Linked DNA regions of Homo sapiens: region 1 is linked to region 2. Evidence: chromatin loops called from intact Hi-C (ENCODE). Cell type or tissue: GM12878. All regions are shown on one strand.

The links. Hi-C counts contacts between places; a loop is a spot of excess contacts. Peaks named below come from ENCODE experiments on the same cell type or tissue, not always from the same donor. Only the 100,000 strongest peaks of a DNase experiment are listed, where the experiment ranks them.
Region 1: it touches region 2 in a loop (5-fold over the local background); 1 of 110 quality-filtered maps calls a loop at or near these places.

The regions. Positions count from the first base shown.
Region 1 is chr2:132,976,118-132,981,117 of GRCh38, forward strand. The region is part of intron 7 of NCKAP5 (NCK associated protein 5); the gene reads right to left. Among named protein-coding and RNA genes, the nearest start is that of NCKAP5-AS1, 63 kb to the left of the region's middle. In GM12878, no CTCF peak of the experiment used is centred here; DNase peaks (open chromatin) are centred at 2,944 and 3,775.
Region 2 is chr2:132,898,726-132,903,725 of GRCh38, forward strand. All of the region lies in intron 8 of NCKAP5 (NCK associated protein 5), which reads right to left. Among named protein-coding and RNA genes, the nearest start is that of NCKAP5-AS1, 14 kb to the right of the region's middle. In GM12878, no CTCF peak of the experiment used is centred here; no DNase peak of the experiment used is centred here.

The sequences.
Region 1 (5,000 bases), 77 kb after region 2:
AAGCCAGGTACAGAAAGACAAATATCACATGATCTCAACTACCTATGGAATCTAAAGAAGATGAACTCAGAATCAGAGAGTAGACTAGCACTTAGTAAGGGTTTGGGTGGAAGCAGCGGTTGAGGAGATACTGGTCAAGGGATACAAAATTTCATTCAGATAGGAGACCAGATGCAGTAGCTCACATCTGTAATCCCAGCACTTTGGGAGGCCAAGGCGGGTGGATCATGAGGTCAGGAGTTCAAGACCAGCTTGGCCAACATGGTGAAACCCCATCTCTACTGAAAATACAGAAAATTAGCCGGGCATGGTGGCACACACCTGTAATCCCAGCTACTCGGGAGGCTGAAGCAGGAGAATTGCTTGAACCTGGGAGTCGGAGGTTGCAGTGAGCTGAGATGGCGCCACTGCACTCCAGCCTGGGTGACAGAGCGAGACTCCATCTCAAAAAAAAAAAAAAAAAAAAGAAGAAGAAAGAGTAAGTATACTTAACAATGTATACTTGAAAATTGCCAAAGGCATAGATTTTAAGTGTTCTCACCACAAGAAATGATAAGTATGTGAGGTAATGCATATGTTAATTAGCTTGATCTAGCCATTCACAATGTGTGTATAATTAAAGCATCATGTTATATATAATATATATACAATTTTATTTTTTCAAGTAAAAATTCTAAAACAAAATAAAAAAAATTCTATCTCTGTTCTCTAGATGACCGAGGTGCTCAAATTTTTGTTTCAGAAAACACGGTCAATATCATATCATTTTTGTGTGTGTGTGGCAATTGCTGGCAAATAAATAGTTATATATCTTCTAAGCTTATTAAAATGAACTGATTAAAAAGCAACTGCTTCTATAAAGAAAGAATTCTTTCAGTGTTTAAATGAAATAACAATGATAATAATAATACATAGCTCCTATGGAGAAGGGAACTTCTCAGTCCAAGTTCAGTAAGTAGATACTGTATGCAATTCAACAGGTCACAATTATAATGTAAGACTCTCAGGGGCAGGAATAATGTTTTCTATATCACATCCCTATCACCACACACTGCACAACACAGAAGGCATTCAGCAAATGTCCAATGCTGGTGAATATGCTGATGCTTTACCTCTGATGACACTGGGAGTGAGAGTACTGCTGAACTACTTAACTATTCTTAAGTACTTTCAACAGAAAACATTTTTTAAACAAGTATTTTGGCACCATAGACATAAAGCAAAAAACCAATAGGATATTTGCACAGAAGATAAAAGCACCACTAAATTGATTTTCTCTCTTAGAAAATGAGATTTTGCACGCTTATCCTTTAACTGACACCCCCTGCCACATGCATCTTCTCACATAGGAGCAAATCAACTTTTAAGCCATAAATAGTTGTCTTCCCTAAGACACCCTGGGAATTTCTGGTGACTCAAAGACTAACTCCCAATCAAGGTACTCTATTCCTCCCACCTTCTTCCAACCAGGGGTTACCTAAAAGAAGAGCTCGAATAAGATGCATTAACTATACTACTTTTGAAAGTCAGACATAAATTACATAGTTAATTCTCTTGGGAGCTCATGTCAGAAAAGAGAGAAGCTCCACCTATTTGCACCTAAATGGAACTTAAGGATAAAGCAAGAAGACTACACTTCTTCTAGTACCTGCTGTCTCTAGTCAGGCAAAACTCAGTGCATAGGGTAGGGCTGAATTGCTTGAGGATTTGTACTGAAGACATTTTTGCTAGTAATACTGTCCTGGTATACTTTTCGACATTAAAACTATTATTTTTATCCCTAACCCCTCAAAGTGGCAGGAAGCTATCACTTGAGGTGCTTCTTTGTCACATAGTGGGATGTACATTCTGACAAACCACTCACAGCCTCAGTGGGAGTAGAGAAGCAAAGAGCTACTTGGCGAAGACAGCTGTAATCCTGCCAGATGATTCATCTTGGTGAGAGAGGAAAGGAAATTTAGACAAATTAACAGGAAATAAGTATGATCCTCAAAGGCAATTAGAAAAGTCAGAATATGTATGTGAAAAAGCAACAGAAAAGTGCATCCAAAACCTGGGTAACCAGTTTCTTCATGCAAAATCTCTGTGTTTAAAGAATAATAAACTGGCCAAGCTGTGGTTCCCATGACAAATGGCTCTCCCGGAAAAGCTCTTCCAAATTAATCCAAATAAATAGTCTTCTAGATTTCACCAGTAGCCATCTTAGTGTTAGGCAACCAAGTACATCTTCTGTTGCCACAATCATAGGGAGGGGAAAGTAGAAAACTGAGCATCCACTGAGCTGGATGCTGGTTCCAGGTCTGCCACTCGTAGGTGGTATGACTTTGGTAAAGCTACTGGGACATCTGTGACATCATTTCCTCATAGGCAAAATGAGGTGGTTGGATGCTGGAGGTAATATTTAGCTCTGAGAGTCAGTGACTTCAAATTACCTGTCTTGTCTTCTATTCCTCCTCCTGAGCACCTAAGACTTGCTGACCATCCTGATCACCCCACATGGTGACTGACCCGCCTGTGTCACACTACAGCTCTTTCCTTAGAAACCAGACAGAAGCTGGCCACATGGTGCACATCAACATGACAATAGTCGGGAAACATGGCCTGTGGTCTTGGCTACACGAATAAATGTGAGATTATCCAACCTCTCTGAAGCGGTCCTCGTCTCTAAGATCCTGGATGATCACTTTATAGACTTCTGCCCACAACAACCCTGAAGCATTCTGGCAATAACTCCCACTAAGCTGTAAGGATGCTGCCTGGTTCTCCGTGTCTCTTTCAACCCAGCAAACTTAGCAGTCCTGTGTGTCAAAGATTATGCCAGACACTGATGGGAGAGTCAGAAGCAATTATGGTTTGGGCCACTCTAGAAACTCAGCTCTACACGTAAGGCTTTGAACTTGTGGGGCTGAGAAGGGTTCACTGTGAGAATCAGCCCTGCGGCCTCGCTGCCCACATCCTCTCTGCCAAGCTTCCACTGAATTTCCAGGGCCTGTCATCATGTCAAGAAAAAAGTCTCAGTTTCGTAACTCTCTAACACTTGCTAATTGTTCAACTTTTAATAAAGGAAAATAGGCCTCAAGCTCAGTTAGCAGGCACCACTAACTAAGGCGAATTTAGAGTCCTGTCTTTTTTTTCATTTAGGCCATAATGTCCTCCCACTAATGCAGATGAAATGATTTTCTATTTCTAGGAAGGTTTTTCCAGCAGCAGGGTTTTCCTCCACACTCTGCTTCTTCAGACACCTCTGCTATTTCTCACCCACCCAGTCCAGTCTAGGGTGTCTGAACAGGGCCCACCCCATGCCCTAGTCACTTTTCTGAGTGACCCACTGACCTTGCTGCCCCATGCCTACTTCCTCCCCAGCAACGAGCTTCCTACCAACCCATGCTTCAAACATTTCTGGGAACTCCTCAGAGCCCCGAGAGGTTAAGTAATTCCCCAAACATCAGGCCGCTTGTGAGTGGCTGCTCAGTGATGATCTGAATCTAGGCTGTTGGCCTCTGAAGGCTTTAAACTTATCCAACATTCTCTGCTTCCTCTCACCAGAATACCCATAGTCCTCTGCTTTCTTGCATCACAGTGCCCATAACCCTCTGCTGTCTCTCATCAGAGAACCCACAGACCAAAGGATACTCCCATTTATCTGAATTTTACTCCTTCAAAGACCAACTCGACTCCCATCTTCTCCAGAAGCTTTGCATGTCTCCTATGCAGAATGCATAGGCTGGCCACTCTACAGTAGAGGCTGGTGTTGGGTTAGTGAAAATGAGATCACAGCCATGAGACCACAGCCACAGGAAGCTTTCACATAGTGAGCAAGAAAAATCAGCCAAGCCTTGCAGTACAATGATTTTTTTTTTCTTTTTCTTTTTCTTTTTCTTTTTTTTTTTTTTTGAGACAGGGTCTCTGTCGCCCAGACTGTAGTACAGTGGGGCCATCATGGCTCACTCCAGCCTGGACCTCCCAGGCTCAGGTGATACTCCCACCTCAGCCTCCCAGGTAGCTGGGACTACAGGCATGCACCACTATACCCAGCTAATTTTTTATATTTTTTTGTAGAGACGGAGTTTCACCATGTTGCCCAGGCTGGTCTGGAACTCCTGGACTCAACTAATCTGCCTGCCTCAGCCTCCCAAATTGCTGGGATTACAGGTGTGAGCCACTGCACCCAGCCCGCAATGATTCTTAACCCAGGCTTCATATTAGAATAGGCCTGCGGAAATTTAAAAAATCCTCATGCCCAGGCCACACCCCAGACCCATTAAATCCTTAGGGTGGAACCAGCACATTAGTGTTTTTTTGTTTTGTTTTGTTTTTAACTCTCCGGATGATTCCAAGGCACAGCCAAATTTGAGAGTCACTGGTGTAGAAAGTAATTAATGCCATGCTTGCAAGATATGGGACTTGGAATCAAAAGATCAAGTCCACTCCCAGCCTGACTCACTGTATGACCTGAAAAAGTCAACTGCCTGTGTCAAACAGGTTCTTCACCAGAGAGATGAACTTGCACTTTCTGCCCTTTCTATTTCAAAAGGTTAATGTGAGGTTCAAATGAGATGATGCTGCAAGAGTACCCTGTAAACTGTAAAACACTTTATTATTACTGTGTCAATTTTCACTACCAGTCCCCCAGTGGTGATGTTCAAAAGCTCAGAAGAAAAAAAAAGGTAATAAAAATGCACAGAAAAGAAAAATACAATAACAGTAGGGTTAGAATAATTAAATACAGTGACCCAAGAGAAATATAGCCTATTTTATATCTTAAGGGTATGTTTATAAATTATTTTTATAAGTACAATAAAAAAGGTTGTAGCAGGAAAGGAATTGTATTCAGGTGACCACTTATAGCAGAAGCTTATTAATACAGAACAAGGGATAGGCTTGGCCTTAATGGGGAGAAATGAGTTTCCTGTGCTAATTTATTAATTTAATGTGGAACAAAATTTATTAGGGGCTGAGGTGGGAAACCTACCAAATAAAACACAGAAAAAAGCACCTGT
Region 2 (5,000 bases):
TAATATTTGGAAAGGGATATTTTCTTCTGAGGAGTAGACTCTCAAAAGTAGACTTATTAGTAAAATATTCTGTGAACCATGCTGTAAACACATATGTTGTCACCCAGACTTGGTTGTACCATTTACAGAGGACAGGCAGAGTATGTTTAGCATAATTGTTAAGGGCCATAGGATTTTTCAAATGGTATATGAGCATTGGCTTCAACTTAAAGTCACCAGCTGCATTAGTGCCTAACAAGAGAGTCAGCCTGTCCTTTAAAGCTTTGATGGCGGGCATTGACTTCTCCTCTCTAGCTATGAAAATCCTAGATGGCCTCTTCTTCCAATATAAGATTGACCCCTACATCAAAAAATCTGTTGTTTAGTGTAGTAGCTTTCATCCATTATTTGAACTAGATCTTCTAAATAACTTGTTGCAGCTTTACATCTTTACATGAAGCAGTGGTTGTTTCACCTTGCACTTTCATGTTATGGTGACACCTTCTTTCCCTAAACCTCATGAACTACCCTCTACTAGCTTCAGACTTTTCTTCTGCAACTTCCTAACCTCTCTCAGCCTTCATAGAATTGAAGAGTTAGTACCTTGCTCTGGATTAGGTTTTGGCTTAAGGGAATGTCGTGGCTGGTTTAGTCTTCTATCCAGGCCACTGAAACTTTCTCCATAATAGCCATAAGGCTGTTTTGCTTTCTCATCATTCATGCATTCACTGGAGTACCACTGTTAAATTCCTTCAACAACTATTCCTTTGTACTCACAACTTGGCTGTTTGGGGCATGAGGCCCGGCTTTCAGCCTGTCTTGGCTTTTGACATGTCTTCCTCACTAAGCTTAATCATTTCTAGCTTTTGATTTAAAGTGAAAGACATGGGCCGAGCACAGTGGCTCATGCCTATAATCTCAGCACTTTGGAAGGCCGAAGCGGGCAGATCACTGGAGGTCATGAATTCGAGACCAGCCTGACCAACATGGTAAAACACCATCTCTACTAAAAATACAAAAAATTAAGCATTGTGGTGTCACACACCTGTAATCCCAGCTACTCGGGAGCCTGAGGCATGAGAATCGCTTGAACCCAGGAGATGGAGGCTGCAGTGAGCTGGGATTGAGCCACTACATTCCAGCCTGGGTGAAAAAGTGAGACTCCATCTCAAACAAACAAACAAACAAAAACAAACAAACAATGAAAAAAAAATTAAGTGAGAGACATGTTCCTCTTCCTTTTACTTGAATACTTACAAGCAGTGTAGGTTGAATAATTGGCCCAATTTCATTACTGTTGTGTCTCAGGAAATACATGGCCCAAGGAGAGCAAAGGAGACAGCAGAAAGGCCAGTTGGTGGTGCACTCAGAACACATGCAACAGGTACCATGTGCACCTTATATAGGTGTGCTTCATGGTGCCCCAAAACAATTAAGTATGTCACATCAAAGAACACTGATCACAGATTACCATAACAGCTGTAATAATAATGAAAATGTTTAAAATCTTGTGAGATTATAAAAATGTGAAAAGGAGACACAAAGTGAGCACATGCTATTGGAAAAATGGTACCAACAGACTTGCTCTATGCAGGGTTGCCGCAAACCCTCAACCTGTGAAAAAAATGCAATATTCACAAAGCACAGTAAAATGAGGTTATGCCTGTACTAGTAGCATCCCCTTCACCTAGTTTTGATAATAAAGATGTCTCTAGACATGGCTAAATGTCCTGTGTGAGAGATACACATACAACCACACACACACAAACACACACATACACATATGAATTATTGTACATATTCATATATACACACATACATCAATGACATCAGATCTATACTGGCATGGCACTTTCAACTTCATGAATAAATTTTCTACATTTTTAGAATTAGAAGGGTTTGAGGTATCAAGTCCAACCACATAATTTTATAGAGTATGAAAACTGTTATGAAAACTACTGTTATTAACAGACTGTAGCCCAGAAATGTAAATAATGACTCTTACCCAGTGACTGTAATTTATCTTTTGTTATTAGACACAAGAACACCAGATTGAGACCAGCCTGGCCAACATGTGAAACCTCCTCTCTACTAAAAATACAAAAATTAGCCAGGCATGGTGGCAGGCACCTGTAATCCCAGCTACTTGGGAGGCTGAGTCAGGAGAATCGCGTGAACCCAGGAGGTGGAGGTGGAGGCTGCAGCGAGCTGAGATCATGTCACTGCACTCCAGACCGGGTGACAGAGCAAGACTCTGTCTCAAAAAAAAAAAGAAAAAAAAAAAAAAAAAAGAACACCAGAACTGGAAGAGATCTCAACTTCACTCAACCCAGAGTCTATTTTACAAACAAGAAAGTTACATCTCTACTTTTTGCTTTTCTGCCCTTCTACCCATTACACTGATTGTTTCGATCACTTGTTCTGACAGATTTGGTATTAAGTGAATCAATTTTATTCCTCAAAGTGGTAGAATCTGTGCCCAATTATTGGGAGAGACAAACTTTGCAGAGCATATTCCCTTTGTTCAGGTAAGTGGTGACAGGTTGAGTCAGCTCCAGGCTCAGAACTCACATCTGCTGAGTTCCACTTAGGTTTTGTGGTAGCAAGAACACAATTATCTAGTCAATTGCTCTGGAGGGAACATCATCTTGAAAACATGACCAAATTCACACCACTGTAATTAATCAGACAACTGCTCTAGTGTGATCGTGGTTACCACTCCATAGAATTGGAATTGTCTTTTTAAACCCGAGGAGACACTGCTCACTTTAAGGTTGAACTTTATAGAAGCTGGTCCCACATTTGGATGCTAATTAGCAAAATAATACCCACAATGCAACCTGATTAAACGTTTCACCCATGGGTGGAAACGCATTAAGTAAACAATGCTGTAAATAAAATAAGATTGTGTCAACAGAATATATTTGTGTCAGTATGAAAAAATACTTAAAATCCCTTAAAAATAGCTCTTCATATTTTAATGTCCTAGAATTGTTAACTTTTAAAGATGAAGATTTTGGGGGATTATCAAGATAGGACTATAGAAAGAATTTATTTAAAAGAGCAAAAGGCAGTGTTGCACTGTGCATTAATTGCATGTAAAGATACACCAGGAACTTAGAAGGGTCTGGTTCCAATTTGCAAATGCTAGTACAGTACATGTTTTCATCCCTAATCATATTACATCATCTTTGTGTGTTTGAGGGCACAGATAAGACTTATTCAAACTTCTAGTTGACATGCATTTTGCTTTTGAAAACCAAAGGTTCTCATTTTCTATTAGCTTTTGTGCTACTAGTTTCACAGCATTTGAAGATTCCTGAATTTCTGTGCATATTGGTTTTTCCACTTATCAATATTCATATACAGAAGCAATTATTACTGTGAATCACCATGATAATAAACCCGATTTTACAGCACCAAAGTAAAGAGAAATCTGTATTTAATCTCCATTTGTCTGTACTGGAATGAAGTATTCTTAAATCTGAGAAAGTCAATTATTATTCAAAGAACAATCACAGCATAGTTAAAAAATGAGAAATCCAGGACAGCAGAAGGTGTAAAGAAGGCATTTATCAGACACCAAGGGAAAAGGGAAAGACGGTTGATAGCTGAGGTGTCCAGTTAAAACTCAACTAGCAACACAAATCTCTGGTAGGTATCACTGATAAAGGTCAAGGGGAACAGAGTTATGACAGTGAACTTTAAAAATACTGACAGGAAACAAGAGTACTGGTTTCCACGTGTGTTGCCTTGCTATTCACATAAAACCATTAGTCCTTTCACAGAAGGGTTTATTGATTTACACAGATACTCGTTTGTCACATCCTGTAGAGTACATTAAAAGCTGCCCAGGTATTTCAAATGTACTTAGCAAATTTGCCTTCTCACTTGTGTGCAGTCTGGAATCTTGGCTGTAAGATAGTTTTCAGCATAAAAGGCTTGATTGAAGAGAAAGTCAGCAACTTAACAAAAGAATCGCCGTGAGGCCTCTTTGTGATGTCTTACCAAGAAGCTGCTCTCATGGCTGGTGGACATTGATGGGGAATTCATCATGTGAAGGGGACTTAACACATTAGATGCACAGGGATTCACAAAGGATGAACAACACAGTTTTCCTCTTGCTCATCCCCATAATATTACTGACTTCCTATGTAGTTTGTCACTTCCGCCAGATGTGACTGCCACATGCCCAGTCCTGTGTCATGTAGGAGGCAGTGCAGAGTAACTGATAGGAGAGGTGGCTTTGGCATCCACTTATGTAGGTGTGAATTCTGATTCCACAGCTTATCGACACCCTCACCCTGGGTCACTTGCCTCTTTACCATTCAGTTTCCCAATCTATAAAATGAGAGTAAAAACAGTACCTGGATCACAGGTTGTTGTGAGGGTCACATGGGATAATGCATGGAGAGCACTGAAGAAGATGCCTAGTCTAAAGTGATGCCACCTTGTAGAGCTGCAGCTCCCACCCCCCTTGCCACATGGGCTACTCATAAATTAACTAACATTAATTTAAACCAAAAATGCAGTTCCTCAGTCCCACCAGACACATTTCAAATGATCAATAGCCTTGTTTGGCTAAATGGCTACCATTTTGGTTAAATGGCTACCATGCTGGACAGCACAGATAGAGAACATTTCCAACACTGCAGAAAGTTCTATTGGATAGTACTATTTTAGAGGGTGACTTACATAGTTTTAACTTTATTAACTAGTTTTTAATAAGCATTATCATTTAATCTGAGGCACAGGCCCGTGTCTGATAGTCACTGAAAATTATTTAATGTGTTGATGTGACAAATGTATGTTGACAGACCTCAACTCATATTTGTATCACTTCCTTTCCTTCTAAATCATGCTTTCATGTTTATCTCAATTTATCCTCACAATATCCTTGTCAGGTAAATACATCAGACATCTATTATTTTCATGTCACAGGGGAAACAGAATGTGTGGTATATGTACATTCAGATAAGCAAATAATGTCTATCTTTTGGAGGGTTTTGAGAGTAAGAAAC